Linked DNA regions of Homo sapiens: region 1 is linked to region 2. Evidence: chromatin contacts called from ENCODE Hi-C data. All regions are on one chromosome and are shown on one strand. Each heading gives the region's core, a stretch centred on a gene start or an enhancer-like site at or near the end of the contact. The rest is flanking DNA. Distances are from core to core; before and after follow the strand shown. Region 1 overlaps SEPTIN7 (septin 7). Region 2 overlaps HERPUD2 (HERPUD family member 2).

Region 1 (7,407 bases), core at 717-3,216, 260 kb after region 2:
AGGACTCTGGAAGATTTTCATTGAGGATAAATTGCCATAATATGATGCAAACTGTGCTTCTCTATGATAATTACAATACAAAGGTTCCATTCAGTGCAGCATATACAATAATGTAATTTAGTCTAACACAGTTGACCCTATTTTTTGACACTTCCATTGTTTAAAAATACACATGGAAAAAAAAAAAACCCTATATGCTTACTGTGCACCTAGAGCTTTTTTATAACAACGTCTTTTTGTTTGTTTGTTTTGGATTCTTTAAATATATATTATTCTCATTTAGTGCCCTCTTTAGCCAGAATCTCATTACTGCTTCATTTTTGTAATAACATTTAATTTAGATATTTTCCATATATTGGCACTGCTAAAATAGAATATAGCATCTTTCATATGGTAGGAACCAACAAGGAAACTTTCCTTTAACTCCCTTTTTACACTTTATGGTAAGTAGCAGGGGGGGAAATGCATTTATAGATCATTTCTAGGCAAAATTGTGAAGCTAATGACCAACCTGTTTCTACCTATATGCAGTCTCTTTATTTTACTAGAAATGGGAATCATGGCCTCTTGAAGAGAAAAAAGTCACCATTCTGCATTTAGCTGTATTCATATATTGCATTTCTGTATTTTTTGTTTGTATTGTAAAAAATTCACATAATAAACGATGTTGTGATGTAATATTGTGTGAGGTCTTAAATATCCTACAGTCGATGTACAAGAGTAGAGTATGTTTGGGAAGAAACTTTTCAGCTTAAGTTTGCCTCCTCTACAATGACATCTTTTATATGCTTGTCTCATTTAGAATGCATATGTGCTGATTTTCTAATTTAAGAGATACCATATCTCTCTATTCATTTCTATCTCTCATTTGTATGCTTATTTTTCTGAGAACATTTTTTTTTTCCCCCAGACAGGGTCTTGCTTCATTGCCCAGGCTGGAGTGCGGTGGCACAAACACGACTTGACTGCAGCCTCAACCCTCTGGGCTCAAGCAGTCCTCCTGCCTCAGCCCCCTGAGTATCTGGGATTGCAGGCGTGCACCACCACGCCTGGCTAATTTTTGTATTTTTTGCAGCCTCCCAAAGTTCTGGGATTACAGGCATGAGCCGTCATGCCTGGCCTCTGAGAACAGTTTCTGACTCATTCAGATTAGGTATACTCTCAAGTCCCTGGAAACTGAAATTTTTTTTAACTGTAAAGAGGGTAGTGTCATTTCTTTTCTTAAGGTCAAGTGACATAGATTTTAATGTAATGCATAATTTAGGTAAGAAATTAATTAATGTAGCCTAGTTTATTATCTTGAAATGTTTTACCCTATTTACTTTTTAAAATTAATGACCTAAGCGGAGGGAATAATTATAAGTCAATAGCAGAGAGATTGTTGTTTGGGTGTTTATTTTTTTCAGTTTTTGTTTTGAGAGATTGGGTTAACACCTCTAGCCAAAATTGTTTGGTTTTAGGGAGGCTAACAATAACCTACTGAATTTGGAAAATGCAAAGGTAAAAAATGTATATAGACTGCCTGCTGAACTGGTTAAGTACTACTGCTTCTGGGAAATACTATTTCAAAATTCTATGTATTATAATAATAAATTTGTAAGACATTCATTATTCTACCATCCTAATGAAAACTTTCAGAAGTCTTTCTTTATCCATGGCATGCCCAGGGTTTTACCTGAATCTGATACAGGATCTATATAACTTTACTAGGACTTTTGATTGTTGACTCCAGGCTTAGGTATATCAGAAGGTTCTTTTTGCCATTTGGCCTGTGGATGTCTGAGAAGATCATTCACAATACATGTAAAATTCAGGTAGGCCTAAGGAAAGGCCAGCCTGTAGAAAGCAAAATGGCAGTGTCTGTTCTCCACTGTTGGAGGCATTATGTAATTTAAGTATCCTGTTAGCCACTGTCTTTCTGCTAATTAAGTGGGGCTGAACAAGTAAGCACTAATAATACCAGTGAACCACTTGGGCACCTTGTGGGTAGAGTTTTGCTGCCACCTAGTGGAATGGGATATCATTGCTTCCATATCAGGTTCACAAGCAAGTTAAGTGGGCACAGTTTATTTCTGTGTAGCTCAGGCTGTAATCTTGAAAGCTGAGGAGATACCCATGCCTCTCAGACTCATTAGCTGGGTGTCACATTACCACCTGCACATTCTGACCCACCGCATCTTAATATGTTTTGTCCTCTTGGAGAAACTAGGAGTAGAAGTCAGGATATGGTAGGTAAGGGGGAAAAAGGAAAGACGGCTTGATAGCTATGAATGCATGAGGAGCGAAATGTTGACTCAGTTATCTAGATCATGGTCTCCAAACCTGATGCTATTTCCTTACAAAAATATTTGTTGAGCATGTGTCCATAATTATATGTATTGAACAATGAAAATATGTGTCAACAAATGTACTGCTACACTAATGTGAACATTATGGAACAAAATTTGAAAGAGTGAAATAAAAGGTTTACACTTTCCCCAAGCTCCAATGAATTATTACTTTGCACGTTGGAGGCCATCGATCTAGGCAGTATGTGGATAGTTAATAGTTATTGTTGAATCACCAAGGAAGGTCCTAGTGAAGACTGCTGTGGTGTCCTACTTGATCTGAAAGGAAAATTTGCCACACCAGTAAATCGAAGTCCTTTCTAATAATAAGCTTGCAAATGTAAGCCCTTGTACTTCATCCAGAATTTTACCTGCCCCTTTTGTAATAAAAACTTCCCATAACTGTCCTGTTCCAGATGGTAACCTAAGTAGTTACATGTGTTATTTAATCCTTAATGATAACAATTGGGTAAGTTATCTCTTAAGGTAACTTATTAATACATTATCTAATAAATGAATAAGTTAAACATCTTAAACCCTGTTTCCTCATCTGCAAAAGGATGAGGAAACTGAGGGTTTAAGATGTTTAGTAGCTTATTCAATAGGTGGTAACTGGCAGAACAAGAGTTTGAACTGGTCTTAGTTACACCAGGGCCTGTGCTTAAATATTACGCCTTGCAAGTACCTGGTCTGCTACACTGCCACATTTCTGAAGCATGATCTTCTACAGAGTTGTTAGCACAGAGCAGATGCTCCCTGATTAAGAGGGGCAGCTGGCCACCAGGCAGCCTGGAGAAGCAGAAAGCACCAGACATGCTAATTGTCTCAGTTTAGACCCCAACTCTGTGAATTGGGCATGTAACTTCTATGAATGTTTTCTCAGCTATAAAACAGACCCCATGCCTTCCTTGCTGGTTTGGAGTGAGGATTACATTGTGACTGCACACGTTAAGGTGTCCAGACCTCGAGAATGTGACAATCTGCTGGGGTCATGACAGACCAAAAAGTATTTCTTCTCAGTTTTAGTGACGGTTTATTTTTAGGAAATGTGCATGGTGCCATGGTAAGTCTCTGGATCTGCTTCTTTGTGCACAGAGATAGTCTTTTGGAGTTACTTCCATGGAAATAAGGTAATTTTGGTCAAAAGAGGAAAGGTGTTAGTAATTGGAGTTATAAAATACACCATTCTTTGTAAGTAATGCCGAGATGGTTTATCAGAGTCTCTCATCTTTAATGAAAACTTTTGCTGCTTTTCAAGCAAACTTGGTTCCCATAATTTGGGATTCATCCACAGAATGTTCAAAGTTTAGTGTCAGCCATTTTCAGCAGAAAATAGAGGCTGACAATTTCCTGTGTTCTTTAGAAGACTTTGAAAGCTTCATGGGAAGAATGAAGACTATTCTTGGCCTGAACATTTGCCCCATGGGGTGCTGGACCCAGCCAAACAGCCTTGTATTGGCAAAGGAGGGTCAAGTGAAAGGAGACCTTGTTCTGCGCCAGGCTCTCAAAAAGGGTAGCCTGAAACCCTATTGGCCACACGGAACCTCTTTTAGATGCTGTTTGTGGACCTGCCGAAATCGAATGCCACTCAGGCTTTCTGAAACCCTATGGGGGTGGGAAGAGGCAGTAGCTGACACCTCTGAGAGCAGAGGTTTGTGAAGATGTGGCATAGATGAGGAGGCTAGCAGAGGGGGGGTAGTCAGACACTACCAACAAACTTCCTTTTTGTTCTCTTTGTTCTCTCTTCGAGGTGGGCCACCCCGCTTAGCTCCCTTTTGTCCAAGTGTGTTGCAAGGGAGCAGCATTTCACCGGGAGATTTGCACGTAAGTAGAGCACAGATTCCCCTGGGTGAGGGGCTGGCTCTCACCCAAGTGTGGGGATACCAAACTAACTTGTTCTGGCAAAGGCATACAACTTTTTTACCCCTCATTTAATTCTGTTGTCTTTGAATTTTTAATGATCTCTTTCATATTTAAATATATGCTGTACTCTAGCGTAGCACAGAAAAGTTCCCTGTGTCTTGGATAAGCCAGTAGTTTTAAGCAACTTGGCAAATGGTGAGTGAAGTAATGAGCACTCTGGCATGGCCCCTGGTGTTAATGTGAGCTGTTTTCCCTGCATTTCAGAAGTCGGAATATATCGGTGGGACATAATAGGAGCTGTCCAATTTTTTTTTCCTTAGGGATAACTCTCAATGTGATTATACAAATCTCTGGCTTACCCTGATAAAGTTAAAAAACAAAACTAAATGTTGTATTCAATATTTTGGGAACACAGTTCTCTCACCCAGACACAAATGAAATCTTCCTTAGACCTTTTTATTGCTGGGCAGAGGTGCCAGGAACTCAAATTGGCATTTTCTCAAATCTCCACCTCATTAGTGCCTATTTAGACCCCATCCCTAAGAGTCAGGTGCTTTGGAAGATGGAATGGAGGCCGCTGATAAAAATCCACTTTCTGTAGTCTCCATTCAGGTATGATTGGCCTGATTATAGCTCATGTCCTGAAAAGGAGATAGGTTTTTTTCTCCAACTTGTAAGAACTGATGAACTCATCCCACCAAATGCGAATGTTTTAGACAGTATTCAAACTGGGAAAAATACCTGCCTATCAAGGGAGAGAGAACTCACTTTGAAGTCTAAGGGAAGGAAACAAAATTGAAAAGTGCTGCAACAAGTGTTTGTGGAGTACTTGCTGTGTGCCAAATACAGAGCATTCACATAGATTGTGAACTAGAGCTCCTGAGAAGGTTATGACATGGGCATTTCCACCTCTTTATAAAAACAAGCAAGCTAAAATATCACGGTGTGATTCCATAACATTTGTATTTGTTATCCATTGTTCCACAATAAATGCCCCTCAATCCTGGCAACAAAATTTAAACCACAACAATCTGTAATAGTAACATTCATTATCTTAGTTTCTGCAGGTTAGGAATTAAGCGGTTTAGCTGGGTGGTCTGGCAGGGTGCCTTGCAGTAAAGATGTTGGCTGAGGCTACAGTCAACTGTGGGCTTCAATGGGGCTGGGGGATCTGCTTCCATGATGGCTCACTGACATCACTGGCAAGTTGACGTTAAGAGGCCTCAGCCCCTTGCCACATGGACCTCTCCACAGGGCTGCTTGAGTGGCCTTGTGACATGGTGGCTGGCTTTCTCCTAGAGCAAGTAATCCAAGAGAGAGCAAGGCATAAGCCACATGGCTTTTATGACCCAGCTCTGAGAGTCACACACATGATTTCCCAATATGCTATTGCTAATGCAGCTTAGTCCTGTTCAATGCATGAAGGAGCTGTACAAGAGCGGGCGTACTAAATAAAGGTGGCACAAATACAGCAAGCTTTTATAAATAGTCTTATTTGGCAAACCCATTTAGCTGACTTTCTGGGTATTCTTGATAATCATTTTCCTAAAATGAAACTATTTCAGTTTTTGAAATTAGCTAATTGGATTCTCCCTAAAATAACTAAATTTAAACCAATTGAAGGTGCTGATAATGTTTTTACAGATGGGTCTAGTAATGGTAAAGCTTCTTATTCTGGTTCAAAAACTAAAGTTTTCCAGATGCCCTATACTTCAGCTCAAAAAACAGAGCTGGTAGCTGTAATTGAGGTATTGACTGCTTTTAATATGCCTATTAATGTGATTTCTGATTCTTCATATGTGGTTCATTCCACACAGTTAATTAAAAATGCTCAGTTACAATGTCAAACAGATGAATAACTGATGACAAAAACAAAAAAGGGGGAGAAACAGGGATTACGGGACAGCCCATATACAACTGAATCTAGCATTATTAACTTCAAATTTTTTGAGCCTGCTGAAAGGCCAGATGTTATCAGTAGCTGAACAGCATCTACAGAAACCAGCTGCAAAGACAGAAGCAGAACAACTGGTTTGGTGGAGAGACCCGATAACAAAAAGTTGAGAAATAGGTAAAATAATAACTTGGGGTACAGGCTATGCTTGTGTTTCTCCAGGCCAGAACCAGCAGTCGATTTGGATACCATCAAGACACCTGAAACCTTATCATGAACCAGATGCCAAGGAAGAGATTCTGGAAGGATCCTGAGGACCCCCCTGGTTGCAGCCATGTCAAGACTGATGCTGAGGAGGACCCCAACTGTCACGAGCAACACCCATCAAACACAGCCACCCACCTGGGGACAGACCAAGAAGCTGCCACAGATGGCAGAAGAAAACCTGAAGAAAGCAGGACAACCAGTCACAATGAGTAATTTAATGGTAGCTATGATAGCGGTAATCACCACTGCTGTGAGTATTCCTTCAATAAGGGCTGACACAGGGAACAATTATACTTATTGGGCATATTTATCAATCTTGGCTGGCAATAATGCCTGGATGTAATCACTCTATGATGCAGTTACACATGCTTTCTGATCTCAGTATTTACCATAACAAATCTGCTCCTATATTTGAGGCATACTGCCCTCAAAAACCTATTTGTAAACAGAACTGGACCTGGCCAGAAAAAAATGAACGTACTTGTTTAGGAAGATTGCATTGCAGAACATGCAGAGATGCTGCACAATGATTCCTATGGAATCATTATTAATTGATCCCCTAAGGGGATGTTTAGCTTAAATTGCACCTCTCAGTCCGTGTGCCACGGCCACACTATGTTCAGCTGATCTGAACAAAACGGCCAGATGGTACATATAATAAGAAGTATGGCAAGAGTTCCTATTATCTGGAACCGTGGCAGTATAGTGACACCTCAACCTCAAATGATATGGCCCACTGTAGGAGCTAAACATTAAGGATTTGTGGAAACTATTAATAGCTCTTAGTAAGATCAAAATTTGGGAAAGAATAAAAAAGCATCTAGAAAGACACTCTACAAACTTGTTTTTGGATATTGCAAAATTAAAAGAATATTTAAAGCATCCCAGACACACCCGACCTTAATGCCAGGATCTGGAGTGCTTAAAGGAGCTGCAGACAGATTAGCAGCTAGTAACCCATTAAAATGGATACAAACACTTGGAAGCTCTGTGATTTCAATGATGATTGTGCTTTTAATCTGTGTTGTTTGTCTTGTATAGCCTGCAGATGTGGAT
Region 2 (6,723 bases), core at 2,893-5,392:
CCACGTTGAAACTGCCTTTTTAACCGCACACCTATGTAGACATTTACTCTCTGACCTATCTACTTTGGCCCATTCCTACTGTAAGACACAAATCTATCCTAAATACAGCAAAGCCAAAATATAACAAAAACATGAAGGGATGTTTCCACAAAACTATTCATCAAACACTATTTATAATAGCAAAGATTGCAAATAACTCAAATATTTGTCAATATGAGGTTGGATGTCACAGTTTATGCACTGAATGAATTAGTATGCGGCTATAAAAAGGAATGAAGATCTCTCTCTACTCCTATGGAGTGACTTCTTAGATATTTACATGAAATTTTGTTGAAAAACAATGTTAAGAAGAATATGCATAATAACATTTGTATAAGAATGAGGATATATTTATATGTGTGTATACATATATGTGTGTACACACACACACACACACTTTCATGAATTTTCCACAAAGAAACCAATGGAAAAAATAATAATAAAAATAAAATAATAAATTATTATGGAAAGGAAGAGAACAAGATGAGTGAAGAAAATGAAAATAAGCCTCTCTGAATGTATCTTGTTTTGACACTGGAACACTAATAATGTTTTATGTAATTAAAAAAAACTAAACTAAAAAGAAAAAATAGAAAGCTGTTAAAAAAAAAAAACTAAAGAAGTTTCATGTTTAATAGTATAACCACACAGAGAATTATTCTACTGACTTCAAAACAATATTTTAACTATCCCTAGTAGGGTAACTACTAAATACAAAAAGAACAATGAAAGTTTTAAACCACATTCAGTGATCTTACAAAAGCGGAAATAGTACTGCTATTTTAAAACTATTTGAAAAACATAAGCATATATACATACAAATAAAGCAAATAAGTAATTATGCTAATTCATTAGGGACTAGGATGTTTTAGCATAGAAGATATATAAATACACATACCAAAGATGATTTGTGAAAACTCTTTAACTTTTAACCTAAATTTGATATATCAGTATGAACTCATGATTCTTTTTTCCTTTTTTCTAAAACATACATAGCACCACCCACCCATGGGATAATTCCTTTAAAAAAAAAAAAAAGATGAACCTTAATTGAATTTAATCAGGCCCTAGATCTAACTACCAGTTTACAGGCAATATAGGATAAAGAAAAATGCTAAATGACACCATGAGAACTTAGTCAGCTATATTTAGACCACTGTGGGAAATAACACAGAACAACTACAGAAAGAGTATGAAGAAAGAAAAGAAAGGAAAAGGGAATTAGATTAGAAAAGCTTTAAGAAACATCAACCTGCCAGGGGCAGTGGCTCATGCCTGTAATCCCAGAACTCTGGGAGCCTGAGGCAGGTGGATTGCTTGAGCTCAGGAGTTGGAGACCAGCCTGGCCAACATGGTGAAACCCCATCTCTACTAAAAATACAAAAATTAGCCAGTGTGGAGACGTGTGCCTATAGTCCCAGCTACTCAGGAGGCTGACACAGGAGAATCACTTGAACCCAGGAGGCAGAGGTTCCAGTGAGCCAAGATCGCACCACTGCACTCTAGCCTGGGGGAAACAGTGAGGCTCTGTCTCAACAAAAAAAGAAAGGAAACATCAACCAAATGCACTATGTCAGTCTCTTCAAATACTCATTCAATCAAAATAACTATAAAAAGACATCTGAGACACTCAGGGAAAACTGAACACAAAGTGAATACTAGATGATATTGAAGATTTTTAAATTTTGTTGAGATTTCTAATGGTATTGTGATTAAGATTTTTTAAAGCCCATAGCTACCATATCTGTTACAAATACACACTGTTTACAGATAAAATTATAAGGTCTAGGTTTTGTTTTAAACTCTAGCCCAAGGATAAAAAAGGAAACAGAAGGGGAACTAGATGAACAATGGTAGTTTGCTGATTGTTGAAGTTAGGTATTAGCTGCACTGGGGTTCATTACAATATCTTCTGTACTTTGTGAATGTTTAAAAAGTACAATAAAGTCTTTAAAAATAAAAAAGCAGTATATAAAAATACTGACTGTTTAACCTAAATATCCATCAGCAGGGACTGGTTCATTAAATTATAGTAATCTGTATAATAGAATGCTGTGCAATTAATAAAGAATGAGACAGCTGGGCTTCCCTATAGTCATAGATACTCGGGAGGCTGAGGCAGGAGGACTGCTTGAGCCCAGGAGTTCAGGGAAGTCTGGGCGATATAGTGAGATCCCATCTCTAACAAAATAAAAATAAAAACTAAAAAATATATATTATATAAACAAAGAATGGGACAGCTCTTGTGTATTAATGTGGTGCAGTTGTTAATATATTTAGTGAAAAAACAAGATATAGGCTAGTGTGTACAGTAAGCCCTCACTTCCATTGTCAATAGGTTCTTGGAAACTGTGACTTTAAACAAAATGATGTATAACAGGTCCTGGAATAATGTCATATTTTTATAACATTAATGAAAAAAAAGTTGGTTTTGTTAATATTGTTTCACTTAAAGTTGCAGTTTCCAAGACCCTATCGTGATTTTAAGTGAGGACTTACTGCATAGAAAGTATGCCATTATGTGTTAAAATAAACACACATATACACATGCACGCACATACACACATACTTGTGTAAGCACATTTTATCTCTAGAATAATACAGGGGAAACAGCTAATAATGGTTGCCTCTAAGGAGGGCAAGTGGTGTAAGACATAGAAATGAAACTCTTACATACTTTTGTTTCGTTTTGTTTTGAACACGGTACCACTCACATGTATTACCTCTTAGAAAATAATTTTAAAAATAAATTGCCTGTTTAATCTACTGTCTCTCTGACCAGTCTCTGTGTTCCTAAGAATAGGGAATGGGCTTTATCCATTATTACTGTATCTCTAGCATCTAGCACAATAAATATGTTTTGAACAACTTCATATGAGCATTAAGAAAATATTGAAAATAAAATACTGATTATAAGCAACTATTTAATCTAGTAATTTGTAAATTCCACTTAATTATTCAACATTAAATGAAAACATGTAAGGTTACCAACACAGTAAAAATTTCAACTATATTAAATAAAAACATTTACAAAGTAAAGGATAATGAGCTGGGCACAGTGGTTCAAGCCTATAATCCTAGCTACTTGGGAGGCTGAGATGGTAGGACTGCTTGAAGCCAGGAGTTTGAGACCAGCCTAAGCAACATAACGAGACCCTATCTCTAAAAAAAAAAATTCAATTAGCTGGGCATGGTGGCACATGTCTGAAGTCCCAGCTACTCAGGAAGCTGAGGTGGGAGGATCAGTTGAAACCAGAAGTTCAAGGCTGCAGTGAGCTATGATGGCACCACCACACTCCAGCCTCATCGACAGAGTGAGACTCCATCTATTTAAAAAAAGAAAAAGCAAGCAAGCATACTGGAAGAAAATACAAAATGTTAAATTAATTGTCTTCTTTTTTTGGCAAAAAGCAAAATAAAATAGCAGAAACATGAGGAAAATGTAACTATTTGGAATGTGTAATATGCCTGTCCCCATAGAAAATGTCATATTCTTTATGCAAGGAAAACTGAGTAAGATAATAACCTGGTTTCTCCCTCTGCCCCTAGGAAATTCACAATGAGGAAACAGCTGAAATAAACAAGCTGGAGGAAATCACAGCTGGTGGCAGAAGTTCTGACAGCTTGTTTTTTTCTTTTCAGATCGGCTATACTAGTTAGCACTGTAGGATAATAACAGAAAAAAGGGAGCAAGGCAAATTCACTGAAACACATAAAATTACTGGAGTACCTTAGAAATTATGAAAAAAAAACCAAGAAGGAGAAAGACTGTCATTCACAATTATATACTTGAAAGCTATACCAAAATACAATCATCGTAGGTTTTAAAAAGTTAAAATTACAGAGGAGAAGAGATTAAAGGAACTGGAAACTTCAGGAACAAACTTTCACAGGAAACTTGTTAAATTAGCCTTGCTTCCCCCACCACTCCATACAAGCGACCAAGCAGCAACCTCATGGAATCCCCACTGTGTTCCCAGAAGCCTCCTTTTCAAGACTCTGCGATTGCTTTATTCTCCCTATTAACCCCCTTCAAGGCAGCTCAAATGTTATCACCTCTGAAGCCCTTCCCACTCCTCCAAGCAGAGATAGTCCCACCCTCCTCCAGGCTCCCTCAGCATTTTTTTCGAGGCCATGACAGCCCATCAGCAGATGGTAATTCATTTGCCTATCTGACCTACTTTCAGTGAGAAAGTACAGAATTCATTTTCCTCTCCTGAGTGCCTAGTACACAGCAGATTCTAAAGTAAACATTTACTGAATGAAGTCACAGGGTCTTCATGCAAATAGATTTGCTCACACAGTCACCAATACTTAAAATCTGACGGGTAGATCTGACCAGAAAAAAGTTTTGAATTGTGGTTGGAGGTGGGACACTGCCATTATGAACAAAGTCAAAATACGAATGATAACCTAGGAAAGAACAGTGAAACAAATGATAGACAAAATAGTCACTTCGGCAATGCTGTTAAGAATATAGGCCTCCAAGTTAAAAATGGATTTGAATTCTAGTTCTGCTATTGTGAACTTAGGCAAACTGCATAACCTTTAAGTCTCATTCTCCTCATCCATAAGTGGCAGATAACAGTGCTGAGACCAGAGTTTTTATAAAATGTAGTGAAGTAAGGCACATATAGGTGCTTAATACAATGCCTAACTTCTGCTAATGCTCAATAAGTATTAGTTATTAATATCCTTTTGGATAAAGTGTGGTAAATGAATTTTTAAAGATAACCACCACACCAACAAATAAGCAACTCACAAAACATAAAGAATGCCTCTTTATCATGTCTCAGATTAAAACAAGGACATTCCAACTTATCACGTTAGCAAGTACATATCTGTACAAGTAAAGAGACTCAGGATCTTCAACATTACCGAGAAAGTAAACTGGTACAACTTTACTGCAATTTTGCAAGTCTTTAAGGGCCTCAAAAATCTTAAGAACACTTTTGATTCAGGAATTCCCTTTGTCACAATTTATCCTAAAATAATAACTGCTAATATGTAAGCATACATATTTAAGAATGCTGATTATGGTAATATTTCACGGGAATAAAACTGACCAAATATTTATGGTAAAAGATCGCCCCAGTTCTTCAGTCTTCTATAACAGGATTATACATGCATACTATGTGCCCCTCAGTGGCAAAGCTGGTTTACGCTGGCTTACCTGGCTCATAACAGTAGACTGCTGAGCCATGATGGGAGTATTTACACCAGAGAAATCAGCAAATGCTACAAATCTAGGGCTTTATTTCCCTCACCCCCACCAAAGCCAGCTGTTAAGCATTTACCAGCACAGCACCTGATGTAATTTTGCAATACTTCCCCCTCTCAATGCTGCTGACCTGTTGAGAGTGGCCATGTGATTGCTTTGGCCAATGTAGTATTAGTAAATGTGACAGATAGAAGACTTCAAATGTGCTCAGTCATTAGCTTGCCCTCTTGTCTTCCTGTCATTTGCCATGAGAAGAATGTGTGCCACGAAATTACTGATCTAAAGAGAATGAGAAACTTGAAACGGCCCTGAACTCAATCTACAATCCAAGAAAGAGCTGCACCAGTGACTAAAAGATCTGTGAACAAGAAAAATAAAATGTATTGTAAGCCACTGATATTTTGAGGTTAGCATGCAGCAAAACTAACTAATACGCTCTCCATCAATATATGTGTGAACAAATTAGTAAACCTACATAAAGAAAAATCATACAGACTTTAAATGTTGTGGATTTATGGCCGGGAGCAGTGGCTCACGCCTGTAATCCCAGCACTTTGGGAGGCCCAGGCAGGCAGATCACAAGGTCAGGAGATCAAGACCATCCTGACTAACATGGTGAAACCCCGTCTCTACTAAAAATACAAAAAATTAGCCAGGCGTGGTGGCAGGCGCCTGTAGTCCCAGCTACTTGGGAGGCTAAGGCAGGAGAATGGCGTGAACCTGGGAGGCAGAGCTTGCAGTGAGCTGAGATTGCGCCACTGCACTCCAGCCTGGGCGACAGAGCGAGACTCCATCTCTGAAAAAAAAAAAAAAAAGTTGTGGATTTATATTTGACCTGGAAATATGTCCAAGCTGTATTATGTTTTTTTTTAAGTTTACAAAACAAACAGTGTGATGTTTCTATTTTAAAAGCACACACAGAAGTGTTTAGAAGGATAGTTACTAAAACGTTAGTAATCGTTGTCAACAAAAAGTGTGAAACGGTGTAAAATATTTGAAGAGATTTATTCTGAGCCAAATACGAGTGACCGATGGTCTGTGACACAGCCCTCAGGAGATCCTGAGAACATGTGCCCAAGGTGGTCAGGGGATACCCTAGTTTTATACATTTTAGGGAGACATGGGACATCAAAAAGATGTGAAATATATATTGGTTTGGTCCAGAAAGGCAGGATAACTCAAAGCAGGGGCTTCCAGGTTATAGGCAGATTTTTAAAAAATATTATTGGCAATTGGGTGAATTATTATCAATAGAAAGGAATGTCTGAGTTATGATAAGGGGTTGTAGAGACCAAAGTTTTATCATATAGATAAAGCTCCAGGTAGCAGCCTTCAGAGAGAATAGATTGTAAGTATTTCTTATCAGACTTAAGGTCTGTGTTGATGTTAAATGCTGGTCGGCTTTTCCTGAATTCCAAAAGGGAAGAGGGTATAATGAGGGATGTCCCACCCTCCCTTCCCAT

Evidence for each region. A loop is a pair of places that touch in the nucleus more often than their neighbours do. Pooled maps may share reads with other maps.
Region 1: a map of mammary epithelial cell shows a loop between it and region 2 (6-fold over the local background). The contact joins two enhancer-like sites. A Hi-C loop is called at or near these places in 6 of 168 maps with a recorded cell type or tissue (CD4-positive, alpha-beta T cell, CD4-positive, alpha-beta memory T cell, PC-3 and 3 more), 11 of 37 single-sample maps with no recorded cell type and 15 of 50 pooled maps.

The regions. Positions count from the first base shown.
Region 1 is chr7:35,904,630-35,912,036 of GRCh38, forward strand. It overlaps SEPTIN7 (septin 7), which reads left to right. Exons shown (of 14, transcript NM_001788.6): 14 at 1-2,481. Among named protein-coding and RNA genes, the nearest start is that of SEPTIN7, 110 kb to the left of the region's middle. Within about 2 kb of position 1,967, at least 3 of the 41 ENCODE cell types and tissues checked have a DNase peak (open chromatin) inside an H3K27ac peak, as active enhancers do.
Region 2 is chr7:35,643,194-35,649,916 of GRCh38, forward strand. The region is part of intron 5 of HERPUD2 (HERPUD family member 2); the gene reads right to left. Among named protein-coding and RNA genes, the nearest start is that of HERPUD2, 49 kb to the right of the region's middle. Within about 2 kb of position 4,143, at least 7 of the 41 ENCODE cell types and tissues checked have a DNase peak (open chromatin) inside an H3K27ac peak, as active enhancers do.